Regions from separate parts of the Homo sapiens genome. Here region 1 is linked to region 2. A link is a contact called in ENCODE Hi-C or POLR2A ChIA-PET data. All regions are on one chromosome and are shown on one strand. Each heading gives the region's core, a stretch centred on a gene start or an enhancer-like site at or near the end of the contact. The rest is flanking DNA. Distances are from core to core; before and after follow the strand shown. Region 1 holds the start of CD300H (CD300H molecule (gene/pseudogene)). Region 2 has its middle 18 kb from the start of CD300LB.

Region 1 (5,601 bases), core at 901-3,400, 55 kb after region 2:
CAAGCTCCTGAAAAGGAATTGTGGATGTAATCTGTCTACCTATCAACTATCTATCTATCTATCTATCTATCTATCTATCTATCTATCTACTATCTATCCATCCATCCATCTTTCATCTACCCACCCATCCATCTAGGTAATATATTGCCATCCACTGATGGAGAGGCTTTGCTATATTTTTATTGTGAATTAAAAGAAAAATCTGGCCAGGTGTGGTGGCTCATGCCGATAATCCCAGCACTTTGGGAGGCCGAGGCAGGTGGATCACCTGAGGTCAGGAGTTTGAGACCAGCCTAACCAACACGATGAAACCCTGTCCCTATCGAAAATACAAAAAATTAGCCGGGCGTGGTGGTGGGTGCCTGTAATCCAGCTACTCAGGAGGCTGAGGGAGGAGAATCACTTGAACCCAGGAGGTGGAGGTTGCAGTGAGCCGAGATCGCACCACTGCACTCCAGCCTGGGCGACAGAGTGAGACTCTGTCTCAAAAAAAAAACAGGAAAACTTTATCTTTTGCATCTTCATTTTCTTATCTCACGTTTTCTCACTTTATTTCCCAGAAAGCAGGCTCGAGTGGCCCACTGACCTATTCTGCATTAGAAAGCTGTCTGCCTCTCTGAAGCAGTGATTCTCACCTGGGGGGCAGGGGGGCGGGGAGGGGGCGGGGGGGCAGGGGGGCGGGCGGGAGAACATTTGGTAATGACTACAGATATTTTTGGTTGTCCCAACTTAGGGTGGGGAATTGCTGCTGGCATCTGGTGGGTAGAGGCCAGGGATGCTTCTAAACATCTTACAATGCACAGGACAGCCCCCAACACACAGAATAACGCAGCCCCAAATGTCCACAGTGTTGAGGTCCACGAGCTTTCCCAGGGAGCTAACTGCCTGCCAGGCACAGGCTTAGGAGCAAGGAAGGGGTGGGCACACCCAGTCCTCTCCTGAAATCGCTGCTGCTCTCAGCTCAGGCTCTGGGGGCGCTGTTAGCCTGCTCTTTCAGGTCCTTAAACTTCTCTCTTAATGATTTGGGGCTAATTCCACAAGGAGCAAAAACATTGTGGGGCACACACTGAATCCCACCACAGAGCCTCCCTCTCCTTGGATATTCAGTCCAGACCCTGACTCTGAGCCAACATGGGCAGCCTCCTCCACCTCCACCCCCACCATCTTTTACGGAGCTTCCCGCCTACCCAGCCTTGCAAAGAAACTGACTTTCTCCCTCCACCATCATTTACGGAAACTCTCGGACCAGGGCTGACCACAGGTTCCCAGCTGTCTCACCCTTCTGGGGGCCCATTAAGTAGCAGCCCTGGGGCCAGCCCAGACCTGTGGGGACACCCAGGGTTCCCACGTGGGGATGCAGCATATGCCTCCAGATATGTAAGTGAAGCTTTACAAGGAGGCGCAGCAGACATTGACATTGAATTAGAGAAGGAGCAATGATCTTGGAAATAAAAGTATTTAGGTTTGGACCTTGACTGTGCCTTTTATAAACTGTTTAATCTAAATTATTTGCACCTCTAAGAGCGAGCTTCGGTCTCTTGTTTTCATCAGGATTGCAATAAGAATTAAATGAGATAGTGGGAAACAAGATATGTATTACAGTGATTAGCCTAGTAAGTACTGGTTTTCTGTCCCCTATTCCCCCTTCTCTCTGATGGATCGTGGTGGCATTCCTGATCTTAATAATGACGGTAATAATGATTAAAGTTGCCAAATCTACTTAGGGCTTACTGTGTGGGAAGCAGTTTACCGTTTAATCCCCACCCTATCCCGATAAGGAGATTTGAGAAGCTTCTATGCACACCTCACTCCCTCTTTCTTGATATCATTTCTTCCTCTTGCCCCTCGCCAGCCTTTTCTCATGCCTGCCTCACCCTGACCCGCCAGAGCAGACCTCCCTGCACCCAGGACCTGCCCTGCTCATCTGGGACACAGAGAAGGAGCAGAGCTGAAGGCAGCATGGCAGCCCCAGCCCTCTGGGTCATCTCACCAGCATGGAAGTCCCTTGTGGCAGCAGGGTCTGAGGCTCTTTTTCCTTCTCACATCTCTCGTTTCCTTCTCTGGCCTCTTCTGGGTTTGGTTCTCAGAGCTGGTGAGAGTATGGAGGAAGCTGGGGCCATGGGGCACTATGTGGTCAGGTGAAACAATTTTGAGAACTTGCTGAAGTTCTTCCTAATAAAACATGTTTGCATTTGCTGTTCCTCTTTCTGTTCCCAGTAAAGACAATGTCCCTCCCATTACCCACAGCTGACAGGCCTGCCCTTCTCCAAATCACAGCATGGCCCAGGACCAGTGAGACTGGGCCAGCTGCCATCTGGATTTTCTGGGCAGGTCCTCCCCTCTGTGAATGGCCAGTTTTCTGTGGCCAGCATGAGCCGCCCCAGGGTATGGCTCAGCCTTCACTGGATGGATGAGACTGGCTATTTGCAGAGCCCAGTGTAAAATCAAACCTAGGTTTCCAAAATTATTAAGAATTTCAAGATGGTGACAGCCAAGCATGAAACGTGGGACCCTTCTAAGAGCCGGGCCTGCGAGACTGCACAGGGTAGGGGCACACCCACGATGCCCGCTGGTCTATCTCTGATCCTTGGTGGTACAGATAGGCTGGGTGCAACCTCAGAGGCTCTGACCTCTTAACCCCTCACTCTTGCTCTGACCTCAGCAGACCCCAGAGGTCCCTGTCTTGGCCACGTGCCTGACTGTTTCCACAGACCTGGCACCACGCAGAGCTTGGTGGACCATCTATAAGCCTTGCTTTTGACCTGTGTGGCTCTTCCTGTCGCCCAAGATGACCACATATAAGAGTTTCAATATATCAAGAGCTAACTCGGGGGAACCTGGCCAGAAGTGTGCCTGATATACACAGAATGGCTGTGGAGGATTTATAAATGCAAGCACAGCTTCAGAAGGCCTCACTCAGGGACTTAGATTTCTGGAACTAGGAGACTCCAAATTCCTGGCATTCTGTTATCAAATGTCTCCTCCTTGGTGTTTCAGTAAATGTGTTTCCTGCTTGTTCATTTTTTGCTGCATGTGGAGTCCTCATATTTCTGTGTGTGTTCACATGTGTGTATATGGGTGTGGTATGAGGGATATATGTGTAGTGTGTGTGGTGTGGGTAGTGTGTGTAGTATGTGTGGTATGTGTGTATGTAGGTACATGTGATGTATGTGCATGGTGTGTGGGATGGTGTGTGTGTAGTGTGTGTGTATGTGTGGTGTGAGTGGTGTGTGTGAGATGTGTGTAGTGTGTGTGTATGTGTGTGGTGTTTGGGGTCGTGTGTGTGGTGTGAGTGGTGTGTGTGGTGTGGGTGGGATGTGTGTAGTGTGTGTATGTGTGTACATGTGGTGTATGTGTGTGATGTGTGGGGTGGGGTGCATGTAGTGTGTGTGTTTGCATGTGTGTGTGGTGTGTGTGCACAGGTGGTGTGTGTGTAGTGTGTATGTGTGTGCACGTGTGTGGTGTGAGATGTGTGTACATGTGGTGTATATGTACAGTATGTGGGGTAGGGTGTGTGTAATGTGTGTGTGGTGTGTGTGATGTGAGTGGTGTGTATGAGATGAGATGTGTGTAGTGTGTATGTGTGTACGTGTGTGTGGTGTGTTGGGTGGTGTGTGTAGTGTGTATATGTGTGCATGTGTGGGAGTGTATGTGGTGTGTGCGTGTCCATGTGTGGTGTACGTGTGTGGTATGTGGGGTGGTGTGTGGTGTATGTGTGTGGTATGTGGGGTGATGTGTGTAGTGTATGTATGTGTGTGCATGTGTGGGCGTGGAGGGTGTGGGTGGTGTGTGTGTACATGTGGTGTATGTGTGTGGTGTGTGTATGTGTGTGCATGTGTGGGGGGTGTGGGTGGTGTGTGTCTACATGTGGCGTATGTGTGTGGTGTGTGGGGTGGTGTGTGCATGTGTGGGCGTGGGGAGGTGTATGGGTGTGTGTGTGTGTACATGTGGTGTATATGTGTGGTGTGTGGGTTGGTGCGTGCATGTGTGTGGAGGGGAAGCAGGAGCTGGGAGTGATAAAGATGTCTCCCCTTGCAGCCTGCAGAGCCGGTTGCGAGCCCCGCCCTCTGTGCCTAGCTCTGGGCGCTAAGGAAAGGCTTGCCTGGCCCTCCCTGACTCTGCGTCAAGGGCTGCTCAACGTGCCTTTCTTGGGAAGAAGGGATCTGAGTCTGTGAAGGAGATGACGCACAGCTGCAGACTTTTCCAGAAAACATTCTCGCCATCCTTGTCTGGACAAACCACCGGGTGCACAGGGTTGTATTAGTCAGCTCTTTCTGGCTCACATTGCCATAGCAAAACTCCTAATCCCAGCATGCTGTAACCACAGAAGCTTGTTTCTCGCTCGTCTATACGCAAGCGGTGAGTCAGCATTGCTTGGGCACCAGGCTGCGGAGCCCAGTCCGCTAGAGGAGAGGGAAGGCACCGGGTGGCTCTCTGAGCCTCTGCTCAGAAGGCGCACATGCGGCTCCTGCTCACCGTTCATCGTCATAGGGTCAAGCCTGAAGTCAGTGGGAAGGAGAAGCACAGTCCTCTTACAGGACAAGGCGGCAAGTCACTGACCACAACCACAGAACCCACTACTGGAGGTTCCCTAACCGGGCTGGAAGGGTGCCCCGCAGCACACCGACTCCGTGCTTCTCGCTCATCCAAGGTCGGGGCAGGGAGAGGCTGCAGGGTCTGCTTAGAAACAGCCTGTGTGTGTTTCATTTTTTTAGCTAGGACCAGACAGTTTGCCAAATGCAAAGGACATGGCAATGCCACAGGGAACCCACCTTTGAAGCAGATGTACTCTGGGCCCTGGAGTCCCCCAGGAGATGACAAATTCCTTGAAGAGATGACCCACATCTGGGACATCCAGGCTTTTTCCATGTCAAGGCCAGCATCTGGAGCCGCTGTCCCTTCCCCAGCAGGCCCTTGTCCTTCTGTCTCTGAAACCTGTCCTGGAAAATGCTGTCCGCTCCAGGAGGGCAGAGCTAGGGGAGGACTGAGAATAATGAACACTGGCCATGAGGCACAGGAGGGCGGGGAGCCCGGGGCCCTGCCTGGCACTGCACCACACTGAGACCCCCACCATCGCTGCCCTTGAGGGACAGCTCTTGGGGCTTCCAGAAAGTTAAGATCTCATCAGTGAGGGGTGCGTTCTTAGGGCAAACTCGGGGCATGTGATGTGTAGGACAGTGTGAGTAGCCCACACATTTCTCTCTGCCTTTCGGGGCTGTGCTTGTCTTTCTGCTTCCTCGAAAACCGTCATCCTCCCTTCTCACTCTCCCAGGATGAGCTCAGACCACACCTCTCCTGGAAGGCATCCCTGCCTGCTCCAGGCCTTCCAGACCCCTCCCTCTGGGGTTCCTGTTACCTGCAATGCTTATTTCTGTATTTAATCTCATGTCCCTGTGCTGTCATTGTCCTGTTGCATGGCATCCATTTCCAGGTGAGGCTGTAGCCTCCACAAAGGCAGGACCAATCTGGGCACCCGGAGACGCAGACAGAGCTCGGCCCCAGCCTTGTGAGCTGAATTGGAGGGTGAGAGCTCCGATCCTTCCATATTTTCCAGGGGAGGGGATCAGGAATGTATTAAGGCATTGGGCCTCTCTTCTCTCA
Region 2 (5,427 bases), core at 393-2,892:
TTAGGCTGGGTGCGGTGGCTCACACCAGTAATCTCAGCACTTTTGGAAGCCAAGGTGGGCAGATCACTGGAGCCCAAGAGTTCAAGACCAGCCTGGGCAACATGGCAAAAACTTGTCCCTCCTAAAAATACAAAAAATAGCCGGGTGTAGTGGTGTGCACCTGTAGTCCCAGCTACTCAGGAGGCTGAGGTGGGAGGATCACTTGAGCCAGGGAGGCAGAAGTTGCAGTGAGCCAAGGTCATGTCACTACACTCCAGGCCTGGACAACAAAGTAAGACCCCATCTCAAAAAAAAAAAGCATAGTTATTATTTTTTATATATTTTATAGGTTCTTCTTTTAGTCTTTCTACTCAAGATATAAGTGATTTACACACAATTTCAGGGGTTAGAATCTGTTTTTCTGTGTACTTACTATTAATAGTGAGATTTGTACCTTCAGATGATTTCTTACTGCTCATTAACATCCTTTTCTTTAAGATTGAAGAACTCCCTTTAGCCTTTAGCACTTCTTTCTTTTTTTATTTTTATTTATTTATTTGTTTTAAGATGGAGAGTCTCACTCTGTCACCCAGGCTGGAGTGCATGGCACAATCTCAGCTCACTGCAAACTCTGCCTCCCGGGTTCAAGTGATTCTCGAGCCTCAGCCTCCCAAGTAGCTGGGATTACAGTCATGCACCACCATGCCCTGCTAATTGTTGTATTTTTAGTGGAGACAGGTTTCACCATGTTGTCCAGGTTGGTCTCAAACTCCTGACCTCAAGTCCCTTTAGCATTTCTTATAGGACAGGTCTAGTGTTGATAAAATTGCTCAACTTTTGTTTGTCTGAGAAAGTATTTCTCCTTCATGTTTGAAGGGTATTTTCACTAGATATACTATTCTACGATAAAAGTTTTTTCCTTCAACACTTAAATACCACTCTCTCCCAGCCTGTAAGATTTCCCTCAAGAAGCCTACTGCCAGAAGTTTTGGAGCTCCCTTTTATGTTACTTATTTCTCTTCTCTTTCTGTTTTTAGGACCCTTTTTTTTATCCTTGACTTTTGGGAGTTTTTTTATTAAGTGTCTTGAGATAGTCTTATTTGGGTTAAATCTGCTTGGTTTCTGGAACCTTCTGGTATTTGAACACTGATATCTTTATCTAGGTTTGGGAAGTTCTCTGTAATTATCCCGTTGATAAAACTTTCTATCCTGATCTGTCTCTACCTTCTCTTAAGGCCAGTAACGCTTAGATTTGCCCTTTTGAGACTATTTTCTAGATCTTATAGGCATGTTTCATTCTTTCTCATTCTTTTTCTTTTGTCTCCTCTGACTCTGTATTTTCAAATAACCTGTCTTCAAGCTCAGTAATTCTTTCTTTGGCTTGGTCAATTCTGCTGTTAGGAGATTCTGATGCATTCTTTGGTGTGTCTATTTCATTTTTCAGCTCTGGAATTTCTGCTTAATTCTTTTTTATTATTTTGATCTCTTCATTAAATTTATGTGATAGGATTCTGAATTCCTTCTCTGAGTTATCTTGGATTTCACTGAGCTTCCTCAAAACAGCTATTTTGAATTCTCTGTCTGAAAGGTCCCTGTTTCTCCAGGATTGGTCCCTGGTGCCTTATTTGGTTGTTTGCTGAGGACATGTTTTCCTGAATTGTCTGACTGGCCCTGTGGCCTGAGTCACATTTCAGCTGAAGTCCCAGGCTGCTGCCAACACCTCCATGGCCTGGCAGTCTTCCACTGGAGTTCAAGTTACACTGCTCACCAGAGAATCACACGCATTCAGTGTGTGGACTCCATCCTCACAATCAGATGCTCAGTGTCCAAAATGCTGGGTAAGAAACATCCTGAAGAACACAAATCTGAGATACAGCCTCTTCCAGGCCTGCTCCAAGGCTCCAGACCAATGCATGAAGCACAGCCTGAGTCCACGTGCCTGAGGGAACAGACCTCCAAAGCCTACATTGGGAGCTTCCACCTGGCAAGGAAGGTGTGCTAAGGGCAGAGCTTCCGGCCTCCCTGTTATCTCAAATGTGGACCTATCACTGGGGCCCTAGTACTGGGCCCAATACTTGCCTCCACCCTTTGTCAATGCGAACATCCTTCCTCCTGGGGACAGAGATTTAGAGGTTGACTTTAGAAAAAGCCACTCTCTATAGATATTTTGAAGCAGCAAGTCCCCCCAGCTTCAAATTTTGTGCTGGCTGAGGCAGCCCAGCCTGGTTGGTGACTAGAATGGCCTGAACTGGGAGTCATGGAAACTGACTCAGAGTCATGGAAAGTTGGGGCTGAAAGGGGAAGAAGAGGTCATGCACCATCCGTCTTGCAGCTATAAAAACTAAGGTTTAGGTTGGTGAGGGGGTGTACCCGAAGGATGACTCAAAGGGTACTTCACGGGTAAAGGAACTCAGCTCAAATAAGGTGACTCAAGTCTATTTACAGCCTTGTCCAGTGTGGACTCAAGAATAGCCTGGCCTACCACCCTGAGCTGTCAGGGAGGACAGATGAGATGGACATTGTGAAAATGGGGTACTGCCAGCCTTTAAAATGCGGCGAGTGCACAAGTCACGCAGTGCTGTTATCAACTCATGATATAAGTTCCTCTTCCCTCCCCCGACTGCCTGTGTTGAGTCTCAAATTCATCCCACTGCAGGGAGGTCAGAAAAAGTTCAGAACTTCTTTCTGACCTCCCTCTTGTGGGATTTAATGAGGACATGAAGTGGTGACATTGAGGTGGGAGTTAAGGAGAATGTGCTGGGCTTGGGGCCCAGCAGATGGACATATGTTACCTGTGCCCCTGGGGATGATTCTACCTTCTAAAATGGGCCATGGAAACCTGGTTTCATGTGGTTGGGTCAATCCCCCCAGTGCTTCTGAGGTTGATGAGTTAAACGATGCAAAGGCCATGGTTGGGAGATCTCCTCTTGGGATACGACTTTGGTGAATTTACCTGGGTCTGGTCCTCATTCCTGCAAATCTAGAACCCGACCACCATCCAGACAAGAAGAGAGACTGAGACCCTACAATAACTCAAGTGATTTATTTTGGGGACACTCCTTTCCAGGAAGCTGAATGCTTGTGACCCTCATCTGTTTTTCTGATTTCAGCTGCCTGGGAGGTTGCCTGAGCAGGCAGGAGGCAGCTCATGGGCATGGACTTGAACTGATGCCTCGAATGGCCTGCCTGGCCTTTGTCTTTCTTTATGTTCCATTACCAAATATTCTGCTCCTGGAATCACAGCCTTTGTTTTTATTTATTTATTTATTTATTTATTTATTTATTATTTTAAATGTTTTATAGAGATGGGGGGTCTTGCCAGTACAGGCTGGTCTCAAATTCCTGGGCTCAAGCAAACATCCTGCCTCAGCCTCCCAAAATGCTGGGATTACACAACAATGCCCTAAAATAAGACTTTCAGGTGAAGCTTATGCATGTCTTTCCTGCTTGGTGAGTAGGGTATGATTAGAGTTGGATTTTTCCATCCCATATTCACTCTACAGAATCAATTTAGTGTTCTGCTTATCTATGGGACATTGATGTCATGTGATGGGTGATGTCATGTGATGGGTGATGTCATGTGATGGGTGATGTCATGTGATGTGTGATGTCATGTGATGGGTGATGTCATGTGATGCATGATGTCATGTGATGGGTGATGTCATGTGATGGGTGATGCCATGTGATGGGTTATGTCATGTGATGGGTGATGCCATGTGACAGGTGGTCATGTGACAAGGTGATCCTGTGATGAGTGGTCATGTGATGGGTGATGTCATGTGATGGGTGATGGGATGGGCGATGTCATGTGATGGGTGATCATGTGACAGGTGATGTCATGTGATGGGTGGTCATGTGATGGGTGATATGTAATGGGTGATGTCATGTGGGGGTGGTCATGTGATAGGTGATGTCATGTGATCGACGATCATGTGATGGGTGATGTCATGTGATGGGTGATGTCATGTGATGGGTGATCATGTGACAAGTGATCATGTGATGGGTGATGTCATATCATGGGTGATGTCATGTGACAGGTGATCATGTGACAGGTGATCATGTGATGGGTGATGTCATGTGATGGGTGATGCCATGTGACATGTGGTCATGTGACAGGTGATGTCATGTGATGGGTGATCATGTGATGAGTGATGTCATGTGATGGGTGATGTCATGTGATAGGTGATCATGTGATGAGTGATGTCATGTGACAGGGATGTCATGTGATGGGTGATCATGTGATGGGTGCTGTCATGTAATGGGTGGTCATGTGATGGGTGATGTCATGTGATGGGTGATGTGATGGGCAATCATGTGATGGGTGATGTGATGGTGATCATGTGACAGGTGATGTCATGTGATGGGTGGTCATGTGATGGGTGATATCATGTAATGGGTGATGTCATGCGGGGGTGGTCATGTGATAGGTGATGTCATGTGATGGGTGATCATGTGATGGGTGATGTCACGTGATGGGTGATATCACATGATGGGCGACATCACGTGATGGGCGATCATATGATGGGTGATGTCATGTGATGGGCAATATCACGTGATGGGCGACATCACGTGATGGGCAATCATGTGATGGGTGATGTCACATCATGGGTGATCATGTGATGGGTGATTGATGTCATATGATTCCAGGGGGAGCACCTGTTCACCAAGCAGGGGAGAGGCTGTGAGTTCTCTGCCACGCTGGTAACACAATCTCTACTGGGGCTTCCTAGTGCTGACTGCTGCAGGTGGCTCATCATAGCACACCAAGGGCCACCACAGGGACACATTACCAAAGGAAACCCCAGAAGACACAAAACATCCCCTTCTTCCTCCATAAACTTGGGAGCCAGATGTTGGGTGACATCGTTCACCATCTCTGGCTGCTCTGGCCTTGCTGGAACCCCCTGTTTTCTCTTTCTCCTCTTGCATCATGATAAATGGCCGATCATTAATGGATGAAAAGTGGTGTCTCTGACACAAAGGCTCAACGAGGCGTCTCTGTCAAAGGGTCACACTAGATTCTATATCCACACACAGGAGACCTCTGGACTGGGGACCCTGAGCAGTGCCTTGGAGAATTCTGCAGCTTCCTGCTCTCAGGCCTGTGGCCCCATCTCTCCTTGATTGATGCCCCCAAGGATGCCCTGAGGTTAGAACACTCCCTCCGTGGGTGTGTTCTTGAGGCCACCCAAAGTGGGGAGCTGTGTCTGAGACTCCACTTACGGCCAGAATACTCAAAGGCGTTATCTCCCAGGTAAAATGGTGGACCAGAAACTACCTGCTTGTGAGTAAGTAAGGAAGGAGAGCCAAGGTAAAGCCATTAGCATTTGCAGACCAGTTGTTCCCTGACAAACATAGATTTAGAACAGAAATTGGCAGCTAAATAAAGTTTAGTACTTGTATTACTCAGGGTTCTCTAGAGGGACAGAACTAATAGGAGATATATAT

What was found. Hi-C counts contacts between places; a loop is a spot of excess contacts on that map. ChIA-PET counts read pairs that join two places held with the same protein, here RNA polymerase II (POLR2A). Pooled maps may share reads with other maps.
Region 1: a loop to region 2 is called in a map of CD14-positive monocyte, with 7 times the contacts of the local background. The contact joins the promoter of CD300H here to the enhancer-like site in region 2. A Hi-C loop is called at or near these places in 3 of 168 maps with a recorded cell type or tissue (CD14-positive monocyte, GM12878 and chondrocyte) and 2 of 50 pooled maps. POLR2A ChIA-PET finds 5 or more read pairs at or near these places in 2 of 52 experiments (HCT116 and activated CD4-positive, alpha-beta T cell).

Annotation. Positions count from the first base shown.
Region 1 is chr17:74,565,359-74,570,959 of GRCh38, forward strand. It overlaps CD300H (CD300H molecule (gene/pseudogene)), which reads right to left and starts at 2,151. Exons shown (of 4, transcript NM_001405511.1): 1 at 1,991-2,151. RefSeq lists enhancers at 3,498-4,228, 4,229-4,958.
Region 2 is chr17:74,510,454-74,515,880 of GRCh38, forward strand. No RefSeq gene overlaps it. Among named protein-coding and RNA genes, the nearest start is that of CD300LB, 18 kb to the right of the region's middle. RefSeq lists an enhancer at 2,014-2,263. Within about 2 kb of position 1,643, at least 6 of the 41 ENCODE cell types and tissues checked have a DNase peak (open chromatin) inside an H3K27ac peak, as active enhancers do; they include CD14-positive monocyte, where a contact is called at or near this core.